Regions from separate parts of the Homo sapiens genome. Here region 1 is linked to region 2. A link is an interaction called in ENCODE POLR2A ChIA-PET data of the cell type or tissue named here. Cell type or tissue: A673. All regions are shown on one strand. Each heading gives the region's core, and the rest is flanking DNA. Links, peaks and the distances in the headings are about the cores only. Region 1 has its middle 63 kb from the start of WNT2. Region 2 holds the start of ST7-AS2 (ST7 antisense RNA 2).

What was found. ChIA-PET counts read pairs that join two places held together with the same protein. Peaks named below come from ENCODE experiments on the same cell type or tissue, not always from the same donor. Only the 100,000 strongest peaks of a DNase experiment are listed, where the experiment ranks them.
Region 1: POLR2A ChIA-PET joins it to region 2 with 11 read pairs; 2 of 35 experiments call an interaction of 5 or more read pairs at or near these places.

What each region holds. Positions count from the first base shown.
Region 1 is chr7:117,255,577-117,263,917 of GRCh38, reverse strand. It overlaps the pseudogene LOC100421782, the pseudogene MTND2P37 and the pseudogene MTND4P6. Among named protein-coding and RNA genes, the nearest start is that of WNT2, 63 kb to the left of the region's middle. In A673, for the core only: no CTCF peak of the experiment used is centred there; no DNase peak of the experiment used is centred there; H3K27me3 peaks cover 932 bases.
Region 2 is chr7:117,141,001-117,149,341 of GRCh38, reverse strand. The region is part of intron 9 of ST7 (suppression of tumorigenicity 7); the gene reads right to left. It overlaps ST7-AS2 (ST7 antisense RNA 2), which reads left to right and starts at 3,750. Exons shown (of 5, transcript NR_109981.1): 1 at 3,750-3,946; 2 at 5,089-5,175. In A673, for the core only: no CTCF peak of the experiment used is centred there; no DNase peak of the experiment used is centred there.

The sequences.
Region 1 (8,341 bases), core at 45-8,044, 110 kb before region 2:
CATGGGGGAGGGGATTCATTGGACGGGTGATGTTCAATGGCTTTGAAGGCCATTGGTCTTGTTTAACCTAAATTTCTAGATCATAGATAGTGTTAATGGGGAAATGGGTAAAAGGAAGGTAGAAGAGATAAGTGGGAGGAGGAATAATGTGGGCTTTGTGTTTTCAAACTGTCATTTTATTTTTATGTTATTGGATGTGGGGAATATTGTCACTGAGCCAGAGTAAATTAAGCATATGTAAAAGTATAGGTTGAGTAGGGTTATAATAGCTATAATGGTTGGGGAAATAAGACTGTTGTTTTTTGTAAGTTCTTGAATGATGACTCATTTAGGCAGAAATCCTGTTAATGGAGGTAAACCTCCTAGGGACAATAAAATTAATGTAATTATAGGCTAAGCCTAAATTCCATCCCCTTATCCCAATCTTCATTAAAAAAAAAACAAAAAAAAAACCCCGCTCTACAGAAGCAGCCACTAAATATTTCCTTACACAGGCAACTGCATCTATCGTTCTCATAACAGATAATACATAGCAGTATAGGAAGATTGACTGAAGTGAAATCATTACAGACTGGGGCAGTGATGAGGAGAGTCTTTGCTTCTGTAAACTTTGGTGACCATAAGTTCATGGATAAGATTGTCATTCGGAAACAACATACTATGAATGGCCATAACTGTGAAGTAGGGAAATCCCTGGCTAAGCAAGAGATTGTAAGTGCCTTATCTAGGTCAAAGTGGTTCTGAAAACTTCAGCAGTCGTTGTGGAGGTTATTTTAGAGGGAATGGCAACTTTAATTATGGAGGAAATTACAATGGTTGTGATAGCTTTGGTGGCAGCCATGATGGTGGTGGATATGATGCCAGTGGGGATAGTTATAATGGTGTTGGTAATGATAGAAGCAATTTTGGAGGTGGTGGAAGCGACAGTGGACAATGGCAATTACAATAATCTTCAAATTCTGGACCCATAAAGGAAGGAGATCATGGAGCAGAAGCTCCGGTTCTTATACTGGGAGAGCCAATACTTTGCCAAACCACAAAACCAAGGTGGTTATGGTTGTATTAGCATCAGGAGAAGCTATAGCAGTGGCAGAAGATTTTAATTACTGCCAAAAAAAAGTGCTTAGCAAAAGAGGAAAGCCTGAAAAATAACAGGAAAGCTACAGGTTACAACAAGTTTATTAACTCAGCCAACTGCGGTGGCAGGATCTACATCCTACAAAAAGAGATGCTTTAGAACATACTCCTATGAGCAAAAATCCATAAAGATAGTTCTTGTGACTAACTATATAACAGAAATTTTAGTTTTTTTCCTGTGGAAAGTATGAAGCATTACAACAAAAGTTTTATAATATACTTATTTTTGTATGCATATTGTTGATCACTATAAGAGTCTGATCTTGATGTTGATTAAATAGGTCTTTTTAAAAAAACTCAGTGGATGTTTTTCTGCTGATCAGAAAAAAATAGATTCAGCTAAAGAAAAAGTTAATGAAGTAGGTAAGAGATAGATTTAAAGAAATTACCCAGAATGTTGTCCAAGATATAAAGAAAAAATACAAAAGGGATTAAGAGACATGAAAGATTGAATGAAAAGGTTCCTCATATACTTATACTAGAAGTTCCAGAAAGAGAGAGAAAATGGGGAAAATGACTGTTTTCCAGAATGGATGAAATATATAAAACCTGTTTCAAGAAGCATAACTACCAGGTAGAATTAACAAAATAAATCTATAACAAAACATATTGCTGAGACACTGTAGAGAGTAGAAGAAAAAGAGAAGACACAAAAAGCTACCAGAGAGAAAAGTTGTCTAAAAAAGAACAATAATCAAACTAATAGCAGACTTTTTCAAAGCACTGATAGAAAGCAGAAGACAATGGAATCATATTTTCAAATTTCTTGAAAGAAAATAAATGTCAACGTGTAACTTTATATCCAGCTGAATTATCATTAAAGAGCAAGGACAACATAAAGACATTTTGAGACAAAATCTACGAAGAGCATACTCTGTCTAGGAACTTCAGGAAAAAGGAAATATATTCTAAAAGGAAGAACTGAGATGCAAGAAGATATGATGAATAAAGAAATTTGTACTTGTGCAGTCAAATGTAGACAATAGTGAATATTTAGAAATAACTAGTAATTACTAATGTCTGGTAATAAAACAAAGTGAAACAAAGTGAGACAAAGTATTGGCAACAATATCAAGATGGAAATGGAGTGATCAATTTTAAGCAGTTTAACTTAAATTGTTTAGAAGGGTAGAAGTATTGATAAACTTCAGGCATTGTTAAGTAAGCATGTTAAAATTTAAAGATAAACATTATAACAAAAAATGAATAATTTATCTCACAGAAAGATGAAAATAATTTTTACACCTCTTCAGTCAACCTAAAAGAAGGAGAGTGAATTTGTATGTGTGGATGTGGGAAGGACTTACTGAAAGCTGGGCAACTGTTTAGGGTAGTAGAAACTCATAGCAGAAACAAAAAATACTTAGGAATAAACAGTAACTGCTATGCAGAACTATTAAGACAGAAACCTACAAAACTTTAGTAATGAAAAGGAGATACTTTGAATGAATGGAGATAATACAACAATAGACCTAATATTATAAAACGTCAACTTTTCACTAAAATTAATCTAATCTATAAAGCTACAATTCCAATACACATTAGCCAAGGATGATTGGGAGTATTTCCTTTAGGCAGGCTCCCTCCCTTCTTCCCTTTCCCTACACCAATTTCTCTTCTCACTTCTCAATCTGGATTCCACGATAAAGCACTCAGGCATACAGCAAGTATTCAATAAGTTCATACGCTTTTTCAAATAAAGGAATGAGTAAACATAAGACTCAACTGTTCTTCAAGCAATTCTGATGTACACGTTCAAAAAAAATTCTCATCATGCCTGGTACAAATTCATACCATAAAGGTAGTACCCAGCTTTGAATCTCTCATAAGTATGCAAACCAAATTCTTGCCAAGATTGTTTTGTAAATTGGTTAAACTGAAATTATTGTACGTTTTCTGAGAGCCACAAATAGATTACAATATTGACTTCTTAGTGTTAATCTAATGAAAAATAACCTGCAACAATTAAAATACAAGAATAGGAGAGCATTAACTATGCTTACTACTTCCAAAACTCTTCTTAAAGTCAAGAAAACTCCAATTTTATGTAGTAATTGCAATAGCCTGCTATTTATCACGTGGCTCAGAAAGTGTCTTCAAGTAAGTCTGGCGTATATATAATGACCTGTCCATGAAAGCATCAGAAACTCACACTCTGATTTCCTGTGGTTGAGTAAAAGGATCTCAAAAGCCTAATGATCCCTAAGAGCTGGTTGTCTTAAAACACTAATATTATCATGCTACTAGAATTTTCTTCCCTTATACTCTGTCCCTACTCCCATTACAAATGAATAACTAGAGCTTGAAAGCTGGTATAGCTGGTATAACCCTCTTTACCAGATTTACACATTTTCCTCCAATCCTAATTAGTAGAAATCCAAGATCTCTCTCTTGAGGCTCCCACTGCAAACTATCCAAGAATCCCCAAGGCTCATTGAATCTAAATGGGTTAGTATTCCCAAGCAGCCTAACTGGAAAGTCTCTTTAGCCTACCAGCATTACTGCTTCTGTTACTTACATAGAACCCCATTATTGAACACTGGCCCTGCAGAGTTGCAAGGACTCTAGCTCAAAGATCAGGTATACTCTTACCAGTGCAGATCCCTGAACAGCCCAAAGCTCACACTTGGGTCCCAAGGGCATAGCTCTTTTATTTTTCACTCACATATTCAGCTATTGTTCTCAAAGAATGACAATATGTCTTGGTGGGTAGATCCATGGGTTCTTCAGCCTCACTTACATGTTTTGCTAGAACCTCTCCTTCCCAAAGAACCTCCATGCTTTTATGTTGAACGGGAATCATGAGCAGACACTCTCATAATGAATTCCCCTTAGGGGACCTTGAGATCCTTTCATGCCAGCAGATATTTTTTAGGGCCACACTCTTAAAAACAGATTTCTCTAATTCAATTCTTAGGAAGATGAGGGTGGAGTCTCACAGTCATTCCATACTATAAGCCTCCAGGGATCTTTTTGCAAACTGATAAACCACAGGAATTTTTCAAAGATTCTGCTATGTCCTCACCCCATGGTAAGGAGAGTCTAGCAGTGTTCTTATATTAGCATAACTAAGTCTGGGTATGCAAATGACTCCTTTCATAATGAGATCCTGCTCTAAATTGATTTGTGTCTTCATTTTATACCTAGTATTTACAGTACACAGACCCACTAGCTTAAAAACCTCACCCATGCCTTCAGGTAAGAGGTAGTAGCCTGGAGGAGGCCAATCCTCCCACTGTGACAATTAGAAAAAACAGTTTTCAAAAACTTACTTTTTAAAGACATTGAAGAGTTGTAGAAGCAACTCAAGGACAAAAAAAAACTAAATTCCCCTGGAAATTTAGTCTAGTCTTCTTGGGTAGACTCTCTGCTGGCCATTTTCTCCTCCGGTTGCTAATTCTAGGCACAAGTTGAGGTTTGGACCAAGCAGAGAGTGAAACCAGGCCAATCTTACTTTAAGTTTCTATTCTTCCCTCTGTACAACCTACCACAAGGATCACAAAATGTGAGTTTGTTGCTTAATTACATCATGCTAAGAATGAGGGACGATTAGAAGCCATTGACAGGAGAAGTGGTGTATACACACAGACACATGCACACACACACACACACACACACACACACACACACACACACACACACACAGAGTTTACCCTAAGGACACAATGATATAGATTGATGATGCTAATTTAAGGGTGGGTGGGAGTGTGGGAAAAGTGGGAGGAGTCAGGGATGTAAATACAATCTTCACACTCCAAAATGCTGGCACCAGGCTCCCTGATGTCAAAGCCAATGCTTCAGTAAGAGGATTCTAGCTCATCTGGATCAGCCTGGGGTTGCGGGTACAGTAGTCCTCACTTATGCTTAAGAGATACGTTCCAAGTGGATGCCTGAAACCTCGGGTAGTACTGAATCCTATATACGCTACATTTTTTCCTATACATACACACCTATAATAAAGTTTAATTTATAAATTAGGCAGAGTAAGAGATTAAGAATAACTAATAATGAAATAGAGAAACTGTAACAATATATTGTAATAACAGTTATGTAAATATGGTCTATCTTTCTCTCTCCAAACATCTTATTGTACTGCCCTCACCTATTTTTGGACCACAGTTGACTGCAAGTAACTGAAACTATGGGAAGAGAGAAATCACAGATAGGGTACGTAAACCAAAAATAAAATTCCAAGTCCCCCAACCATCTGAATAGAACCCATGGCTCAGCAAAGGGCATTCCAGAGTTAACCTGGAAAACTAGTTCAGGACATGATGGCAAGAGGGAGTCAGACATGCCTCATTATACCGTCCTTCCTTTTGAAATTACTGAGAACAGACTCTTTAAGTCTGATTAAAAAAAAAATTTACCATCTATTCCCTTTGAAGCCTGCTACCTGGAGAATTTGCCTGCATGATAAAACTCTGGCCTCTACAAACCCTTATCTTAACCCAGACATTCCTTTCTATTGATTCTAAGTCTTTAGTTAATAACTTAACTCTTTCAACCAATCGCCAATCATAAAATCTTTGAATCTACCTATGACCTGAGAGCCCCCACGTCCAGTTGTCTCTCCTTTCCAGACTGAACCAATGTACATTTTACATCTATTGATTGACGTCTTGTGTCTCCTTAAAATGTATAAAGCTAAGTTATGGCCCAAACTCCTTGGGCACATGTTCTCGGTATCTCCTGAGGGCTGTCACCGGCCATTGGTCACTAATATTTGCCTCAGAATAAATTTATTCAAATATTTTACAGGGTTTTACTCTTGTCATTGACAGGGGACTACTGTATGCCAAACATGAAGATGTCCTTAGGTGTGTGGCATGTGTACTGGGGAAATTAGCCCCTTCTCTATATCAGTGACTTTTAATCTACCATCTACTATGAGTGCTGTCCAACAAGAAGGTCTTGATGACCTCTATCAGAAACACACTTGTGGCATTTAAGAGAGAAATGGCTGGGGGAGATATGGGTAAAAATGTGAGCTAGTGGGGCCATTACCTCAATAAGCAGGCATCCCTGAGTGAGAATGGACTGGAGACTTGAATCTGCACTTCCCTCAGTTACTGTCCATGCCTCTGGGCACAGCCTGTCTCTCACTCGAGCTCCCGAGCCTTCTAGGTGTGAATTTTGTATTTAGAGATATTGTTGTTAGGTATAAATGGCTCTTTTAAAACACAAACCAACCATCCCTTAAGGGCTTGGGGAAGAATAAGCAATGTGTTTTAACAGTAGAAGAAAATCTATGTTGAACTGTGAGAGCAGAACTACACTATCTTCAGATCTTCACAAGGGAATTTCAAGGGTCGTTTGGATTATACTTTAGTACATGCTCTCTGGGTAAACTGGGTCTCAACTTGGCTTGGACCACCCAAATATAATGTGCTACCTCTCTAAGAACTGCAGCCACATGCATAACCTATCCCCCTCAGAATGCCCTATGACACTCACATAACATTAGGAAGGTAGAGTAACAAATTCTTGCTCTTATATAAGTCTAGTTGAATTTTTAAATGTGTTTTCATTGGTTGAGGCTATGAAAATCCAAAATGCCCTACTAGGCTGTGGCTGTACTGGCAAGCAGAGATCTTTTCTCCCCTGGCCCCCTTATCTTGCAAGATGCCCACACCTTCCTGAATGTGGTAAACAAGTTCTGGGTGAGTTCTCTTATGCTGACAACCCTTAGACGTTAGTGAAACCCTCTGGAGTCCTTGAGAATGTATGTGAGGGAACATTCAAGTAGATAACCAGAGATGTTGGTTAAAAAACAAAACAAACAAACAAACTGGGTCCCAGCCACCCGCTCCATCCTGCCCCTTTGGACCCACCCTGGGTTGGTGTGGGGGAGACTGGGCCCTATCCCAGATTAACTGAGAATTTCTGGAGATGGGCCAAGGTGTTGGTATTACTTAAAAGCTCCCCAGGGGATTACAATAAAACCGAAGGTTGAGAACCATTGACATATATTATCCCAATACATCCTCTTAGCCATACTGTCAAATAACTTGGATCAAGTCAAAGCTAGTGAATAACAGCAAGTTGGTGATAGTGAAAAACAGCAGTTTCCAGTCTCCAAGTGAATGTTTTCCCTGACTACACAGTAAACAGTTATCTCTGAATTAGTTCAACTTATCAACTCTGCCGATGGTAATCAAGGGTGAAGCTCAGATCGTTGGGTATCCTATACCATCATGGTACATTAGGGGCAGGGGACAGTGCAGGGAGAGAGGCCACATTTGAAAAGGAAGAAAATTCCAGAATTCCCAAGTGTTCTATTTCTGAAGGGAGAATCACTATTCTACTAGTTATCCAGGCCCCCAAATCTCGGAATTATCCTTGAGTCCTACTTTTCATATAATCTCTATGTGCAACAATTTCTGTGTATTCTTTGTTTGAAATATTTTTCTCTTCCTCTTCTTTCTCATTGCCACCATCCAAACCAAGGCCTGTATCACTTCATTTCTAAATTATTAAATTGAATGCTCAATGAGGCTCACTGGCACCAGACTTTCTTCTCATCAATCCACCTTGCTCACTCTTTCTAAACAAATCACTCTAAAAGTGTTTCCATCGTTTCTCTGCAGTCTTCCAAAATCTTCATTGGTTCCTAATGCCTAAAATGTCCAAACCCCATACTCTTCCACAATCTAGCCCATACTCCCCCTCCAAATCTGTTCCGCATGAATCCTTCTAGTCTAACTACTCACTGCTGCTTAGACACACCAAGCACATCTTCAGCACACACGGTGCCTCCTGTGTTGGAAAGAGCTTTAAAGTGGGATGATTCTGCATTCTGATCCCCATTCTGGGTAAGACTGCAGAGTTATCTAATCCATCTGAGCTACAGTTCTTCCTTTGCCACAGTTGAATAACAATAGTGATTCCATACAATGGTTGTGGGGATTAAAGAGTGAAGGGGTACAATGATACAAGAGGATATGGTGGATATTGGACATGGTGAATATTGTTACTACTTTGCTTGCTTACACAAGTTCCCTAACTAGTAGTGACCCCTGTTCCCCTTTCTTCCTGGGCTGGGTATGAATATACTGTCTTTCATCTCCAAACCACTACTCAGTGCTCAGCTCTGGCCATTTGGCTGAAGCTGCAAACCATATTTCTGCTTTGCCAGCCACTTCTTGGTCGGCTCCTCAAGAAGATGTCAGAGGGGACTACAAGGCTGGAGGAGGAGAAAGAG
Region 2 (8,341 bases), core at 112-8,111:
ATGGGTGTTTAGGGGTAGGAAGGTCGGTGGTAACTATCTTTACTCTGTTTAGGCAGTAATGATTTTACTGGTGAAAGAGTAAAGATGTCCTACTAGAGCCTAAGCTTGTATTTAAATGGCTCAGTGGGAGGTCCCAGAAAGCAGGTTTGTGTACCTGAGGATTCTTGAGTCACAAAGGTAACTTCCCCAGGCCCAAGGAGAGGGCAAAGGCTAACCAGGGTATCTGCTCTTAACAAGCAGTAGAGATAGCGGTCCAGGAAGAAGGATATGATCAACGCTTTTGCATTGATTATTTAAAAGGGAAACCCAGGAGACCCAATTCATTGTCCTCCCTGGTCATCGCATGCATTGCTGGCTTTGCCTGTTTTCTGGTTTCTGTTCCTGGTGGCCCAGGTCTGAAATAAGTCTGTTTCCAGTGATCACCTCTCTGCTTACCCTAGAAATCAACAACTTCACTGGCTTCTGCTCACAGAAGCAACCCTGCCAGCCCAGCAGAAACTCAGACATCAGTGCTCCCCACACATCTCACAGAAGGAAAAGCTGTTCACAAATGTCCATGGTTGCCTCCTGATTTAGGGTGGGAAGCAGGGCACCATATGCTAAATTAATTCTATCATTTGGGAATAATTTATAGATATTGACATAGTGATAGGCTTAGTAACTGATCAAGAACCATAAATATAAGTATGGATCTTAGTGAGTTGGGAATATCAGAAGAATAAAACAGAAATTTAAAATGTTGAATCAGTGGAAGATATTTTCAATGGGAGAGAAAGTACGACATAGAAAACATGAAAGACAGCACACACGCTCAAAAAAAGCAGTAATTATTCTGTTACTCTCTATAAACACGAATGGGATAAACATAGCAATCAAAAGTATAAAACCCTCAGATTTGAATAAAGACAATATTCATCAAAAATTTTACAGATCCAAATGATCCATCAAAAACTTATAGGAAGCTTGATTATAAAATTTAGACAACAATAAACCAGTTAAATATGAATCACAATAAGTTAGAGTAGGTATTCTTAACATATGTTAAAAAATTCAAGGAAGATAAATATAAGAGACATTATATACTCATAATAACATATCAGTAAGTCATAATAATCACCAACATAAACGCACCCAACAACAAAACCTCAAAATATATAAAGGAACAAATAACTGAGCATGCAAAAAACAGATTAATAAACAGTTGGAGGTGAATATTCTATCACATTCTTCTTAGAAACTGATAGAGCAAAGAGACAAAATAAGCTGATATATGAGATTTGAATAATATGGTTTATAAGCTCAAACTAGTAAATACATACAAATCTTTATACCCAACAGGGATTATATTCCCTTCAAACACAGATATAACATTTATTAAACCTGACCATATGCTAGGCCTCAGGGGAAGTGACCATAAATTCTCCCCAAATCAATATCATATGATGTATGCTTTCTAAGCATAATGTAAAGAAAAAAATCAATCAATGACGAGGGGTAAAACATACTATACAGGGTAAAATGAAATTTAAAAGAAATTTAAAAATGCTTAGGATCAAATGGTAAAAAGGCAACAAACACAGAGGATAGAGGGGGAGAAGGATGAGGAGGAGAAGAAACAATAATACAAATATGGAAAGAAAAAACAGAATAAAAACAAAAAAGTTGAGGAAATAAACTAAACCTAATTGTTTTTAAAAGACTGGCAAAATAGACAACCTCTGCCAAGACTAATCAGGCAAAATAAGAGTAAAAACTAGCCAAATAAAATACAAAATGAAAAGGAAGAAAAAAACTACATAGTATTTTTAAATTATGAAATAACATCATGAAAAGCTATATGTAATAAATTTTTAAAATATATAAATATGTATATTAAATATAGACGTGCTTGAAGCAGAGCCTAGTACTGAGATACATGGGCATAGTCAGGTATTGCTCGTAAGAATTTAATCATAGGCAGCCATTCTGAAGAGTGAAATTGCAGGACTCACTGGAATCTAGCACGTATATAATCCCACAGCCTAATGAATGTTTCTCACATGTCTACAAGGATGTTCATTGCAGCACTGCTGGGATAACAGGAAGTTGGAAGAAACCTGGAGTTCCTTCACTAGAGGAAAGGTTAAGTAAAATAGAGTAAGAACACAACATGGAATATGATGCAGCAGTTAGAAACTGCAAACTAGATGCAAGAGGTACATAGAGCAAAAATGGACAGATTGAAAAACAGTGTTGAGTAAAACAGGGAAGAAGCAGAGATCTATAGACATATAAATTAAACACACAAGACACTACATTCTGTATTCTGCAAAGACTGTTATAGTCACAGTTTCTCTGAAATCAATTAGATTTTATCTTCCTGAAGTTCCTCACCAACTATATTTTAAGAGGGATCTAATCAAATCCCCCAAAATGTCCCAACAAAGTATACATTTGTCATAGTCCACAAAAAGATCAAGAAGTCACTACTTAAGATAACAATGAATAGGTGCTCTCTCAAATGTAACATGTTCAAAACTGAACTCGTAATTTTCTCTCAAAAAACCTCTCTCACCCCAGACTTCCACATCTTAGCTGACACAAACTCCTTCCCTTTCAAGGCAAATATTTAGAATCAGCCCTGACTTCTCTTTTTTCTTGTACTGCATATCTGATTAATTAGCAAATTCTGCTAGTCCTGCCTTCAAAATATATCTAGAATCTGATCACTTCACACCACCTTCTCTGCTACCACTCTGGCCTGAGCTGCCATTGTGGCTTGCCAAGATTAATACAAGAGCCTGCTGACCGACTCCTCCGCTTCTCTGCTGCTACACAGCAGCCTGTAAAAATTAAGACTGGTCATGTCACTCCTCTGTTCAAAACCTTGCAAAGCTCTCCATTTCACCCAGAGTAAAAGCTGAAATCCTTACTGTGATCAATAAGCCCTGTATGATCTTTAAGCTCCCTCCCTTCTCTCCCCTGGGCTTATTCTGTTCTATCCACCCAAGATTCCTTTGCTGTTGCTTGAACACTCCAGACATACTGCTGCCTCAGGGCCTTTGAAAATACATCACATGACTAACTTTGGCATCTCCTTCAGTCTTCAGTCACATATGCCTTTACAGTGCGATGGCACTGTAGAAGTGTAGGTGATATCACAACTTCCTCAATTCTTTGACTTGTCACAATGAGCATAAATTACTTTTGTAATTTTATAGGACACTCATGGTATGTGTGAGTTAAATGACACAGTATTTGTAAATTTCTTAGCAGAATGTATGGCACATGTAATACTCACTCTGTAGGTTATTGATAAAAACTAAAAACCCTGTAGTTCTCAGCTGGGAATCCTGTAGATGATGATGAAAATGCAGAAAGGACACAAGGAGCTCCCTCTGACTATTTTTTTAAAGGAGCCAAATGTAAGAACACAGAGGGTTAGTTAGCAGCTATCATCTTTACAGGCTAGGCTGAGAGTGGGTTTAACATGGTCAAAGGCATACAAAACATGTTTTTAGCTGACCTGATATAGCAGTGAAGTTTTAGAAGAATGTAAATTTATACAGGGTATCTGTATTTTGCTTTTATATATGACCTGCTATTGTGGGTTAAATTATGTCCCCCAGAAAGACATGTTGAGATCCTAACCCTCAGTACCTATGAATGTGACCCTATCAGAAATAGTGTTTCTGCAGAAACAATCAACTTAAGATGAGGTCATAAATACAATATGACTTATATCCTTATGACAGGAGGGAAATCTATACACAGAAACACACACACACAGGGAGAAAGCCATGTGAAGACAGGCAGAGACTGGGGTAATGCAGCTACAAGGGAATGTCAGAGATTGCTAGCAAACACCAGAAGCTGGAAGAGGCAATTAAGGATTGCTCCCTAGAGCTTTTAGAGGGAGGACGGCTCTGCCACCTGCCTTGTTCTTGGACTCCTAGCCTCCAGAATTGTGAGAGAATAAATTTCTGTTGTTTAAACTATCTAGTTTGGGGCATTTTGTTATCACAGTTCCAGGAAACTAATATGCCTGGGAATAAACTAGTCACAGGTCTGGTTTTACGCTAAAATTCTAGGTGGATGAAGTTTTTCTTCACCACATCCATATTTCCCTGTGTCTACCCCATTTTCTACTTTTTTTTTGAGATGGGGTCTCATTCTGTTGCCCAGGCTGGAATGCAGTAGCACAATCATGGCTCACTGCAGCCTTAACTTCAGGCCCAAGAGATCTTCCTGCTTCAGCCTCTCAAGCAGCTGGGACCACGGACCACAGGCGTGTGCTACCACACCTGGCTAATTTATGTATTTTTAGTAGAGATGGGGTTTTACCACGTTGCCCACGCTGGTCTCAAACTCCTGGGCTCAAGCAATCTGCCCCGCCTCGGCCTCCCAAAGTGCTGGGATTACAGGCGTGAGCCACCATACCTGGCCATTTTCTACCTTTTTTGCATCCACTACTTTGTTCTTTTGAAAGTGGTCTCAATCTTTATTTTTAAATTTTACTTTTATCATCATAAGAAAATACAAGTAGCACATATAATACTCAACATTACCTAAATACAAAAAATAGACAGCTATAATTTTAATGCTAAAGACTTTCTCTATAATCAAGGTTTTTCCTTATGCTTATACAAGTGACTCTCAAGGCATGGTCAGGGAACCCCTGGAGGTATGGTTAGGGAACCCCCAGAATTTTGGTTTTTTTTTTTTTTTTGGAGACAGGGTCTTACTCTGTTGCCTAGGCTGGAGTGCAGTGGCCTGATTACAGCTCACTGCAGCCTTGACCTACCAGGCTCAGGTGATCCTCCCACCTCAGCCTCCTGGGTAGCTGGGGATTACAAGCATGTACCACCATGCCCAACTAATTTTTTTTTTTTTTTTTGGTAGAGATGGGGTTTCATCATGCTGCCCAGGCTAGTGTCCAACTGCTGAGCTCAAGCAATTTGCCTGCCTTGGCCTCCCAAAGTGCTGGGATTACAAGTGTGAGCCACTGAGGAGTGTCTGACATCTTTTCGGGGAGTCCTTAGATCAAAACTATTTTCATAATAATAAAATTTTTCTTTGCCTTTTTCACTCTCCCTCTCCCACTCCAAGAGGTCACCTGTTGGGCAATATCACCATAGACTGAATACAGAAGCAGATATTAGCCTCCAGCCTCCTGCTCATCTGGACACTAGAGAGGTTTGTAAAAGTATAACAGCAATGTCACTCTTCTTATTTTTTTGTTTGAACAATATAGTTAGTTTTCACAAAAATGTTATTTGTATTAACATATAATGTATTTGTAACCATTATTTTAACATCTTTTCAAATTTCTCAGTTTTAATTTTCTAAAATGGTAAATATCAACAGGTAAACGCACACGAAGGTTTGGGGATCCTCAATTATTTTAAAGGTGTTCTGAGACCAAGAAGTTTGAGAACTATTAGTCTATATTAGCATATATTTTTAATTGAAAAAATGGAATCAAATTATACCTATGTTTATACTTTTCCTCTTCACTTAACAATATCTCTTGGACAATAACAGTAAGAACAGCAACAATGAGTCGTTATTACTCATGAAGTCTGGTCCCAAGTACTTTGCTTGAATTATCCCGTTTAATCCTGACATCTACCCTGTGAGGTGAGTACTAAACTAGCACCCTGGGCACTTCTGATACAGGTGGTTGTAGACCACACTCTCAGAAATACTACCTTGTTACATGACCTTTAACAAGCACCAATGTCAAGGGTTGTTAGGAAAATTAAATGAGGTTATATTTGTAAAGCACCTAGAACAATGCCTAGGACACAGTAAACACTACAGAAACGTTTGTCATTGAGATGATATTTAAAACTCTGAGATTGAATGTAGCCACCCAGGACTGGCCAGGGGACACTTCAAATTTTGGAAGTCACAAAGATGAGGAAAATCCCGCAAAGAGATTATGAGATTTTAGGGAAACTAAGAGTATAGTTTTCTAAAATCAAGTAAATAAAATGTTTCAAGAACAGCATGATGATCTGTGAGAAATGAGAGGCCAGGATACAGGAAGAGGTAGTGTTGCAAACAGAGTGAAACAAGAGTGAGGGAGAATGGCTCAGAGGTCAACAGGAAACTGCAAAAAGACCGGGGAAAGGTGATAACGCCAGAGTCTACTTTCAAAGGAACTGTAGATTTTAGGGAAATGAAGCAAACAATGATCTCGAAGCATGCATGAGGGGCAAGGGAGACCACCAACCCACATCACATTCTCCTCTTTGTCAGCCCTCCCACCAGGACCCCACCAGGTTCATTTACTCTTCCTGCCCTGGGATGGATCTTCAGGGAATCTCATTTGGGCAAAACAGCCCCCAAAACCAGGCTGGTCAAATCTGGGGGTGCTTCAGAGGCTTACACCCACACTAAGGGAAGCCCAGACTCCTAACACACAGAGTGGATAAAACCCGATGTCTGGGCCAGGCACAGTGGCTCATGCCTGTAATCCCAGCACTTTGGGAGGCCGAGGCAGGTGGATCATGAGATCAAGAGATCAAGACCATCCTGGCCAACACGGTGAAACCCCATCTTTACTAAAAATACAAAAATCAGCTGGGTGTGGTGGCATGCGCCTGTAGTCCCAGGTACTCGGGAGGCTGAGGCAGGAGAATCGCTTGAACCCAGGAGGTGGAGGTTGCAGTGAGCCAAGATCATGCCACTGTATTCCAGCCTGGAGACAGAAAGAGACCCCATCTCAAAAACAAAACAAAACAAAAAAAACACCCAATGTCAGCCCTGAAACAGATCTACTCACCTCAAGATTCTCTAGATCAGTGGTTCTTAATGCGGGATGATTTTGCCCCCCAGGGGACATTTAGCAACTTCTGGAGACATCTTTTTTTTTTCACAACTGGGGAGGTACAGGGGTTAAGCTGCAATTGGCATCTAGTAGGTGGAAGCTTAGGATGCTGCTAAACATCCTACAATGCACAAGGCAGCTCCCCAATCTGACCCAAGATGTCAACAGTGCTGAGGCTGAGAAATCCTGCTCTAGACCGAATGACTGAAGCACAGCAGCTTTTGAGTTCTTTCATACAGGCAATCTATCCCATCCTTATTAGTTTATCCATGACAGTTCTGACAGTGTATGGCTAAGGGACTAGACCATGGTCATCAGCCCTATGACATTCATTCCAAATCTACTCAAATAGGGCCAGGGAAAGACAGAGGGAAAACTTGAGGTTAGCTAAACAGTAGATGTCAAAAGGAAAAAAGAAATTGTATCGTATATTAAATGTTGAAGAGGCAAAATTACCAAACATGAGAGCAAGCAGAAAGACCTTTCCTTAAATTTAATAAAGCAGAAAATGCAACTTTTTATTTTGAATAATAAATAACACCTTACATTACAGTGATGTTCAAAAGCCAGCATGCAAGGCCAGTAATCTCAGAATTTTGGGAGGCCGAAGTGGGTGGATTACTGGAGACCACGAGGTCAAGATGAGCCTGGGCAACATAGCAAAACCCAGTCTCTACAAAAAATACAAAAATTAGCCAGGCATGATGGTGTGCGCCTGCAGTCCCAGCTCTTTGGGAGGCTGAGGTGGGGAAACAACTTGAGCTTGGGAAGTCAAGGCTGTAGTGAGCCAAGTCGTGCCACTGCACTCCAGCCTGGGCATCAGAGTGAGACTCTGTCTTAAAAAAGAAAAAGAAAAAAAGAAAAGAAAAAGAAAGAAAGAAAAAGCCAGCATGCTCTCTTAGCTCTGCTTACTGCCAAAATATTCCTTCAGCAGTAAGGTGCCGCTTCCATATTCGTGATTGCAAAAGGAAGCTAATTAAAATGAGTTTTTTTGAAAAACATCCTGGGAATTCAAAATAATTAACGTGTTGCTTTAAAAAATGAGAAGTGATGAATCTTGATGTTAAGGAGTCGACGTGTTTACCTCATCAATATTTCACAGGTGTATTGCCATGAAAATATAAGAAATTATCTACTGCTGGCCTTCCCAGAATTCCCTTTCATTTTTTTTTAGAATCTCTTTTCAATTAACAGTTTCCCCTTCCTTAAGGTGTTTCCAGAGAAATTTCTTTAAACGATTCTGCTTTCTACATGGAAGGCATTCTAACTGACATTTCTATTTCTACTATGAAATCTGCTCTAGGAAAGTTTTAAACTCATGCATATGGGGAGAAGATGGCTGTGTCTTAATAAGAAATTAGATCATCCTGCCTAAGCCTCTATCAGCAGGCTGTCTGGAATCTACTGAGCTATTTTATCAGAGAAAGTCTTCCAGCAAAATGGTTTATGTGCATGCTGTTAAAGGAGTGAATCTCTCAGGGAAGTCGCAGTTATCTTGACCCATGACCGGAGAGGAGCCAAACAAAT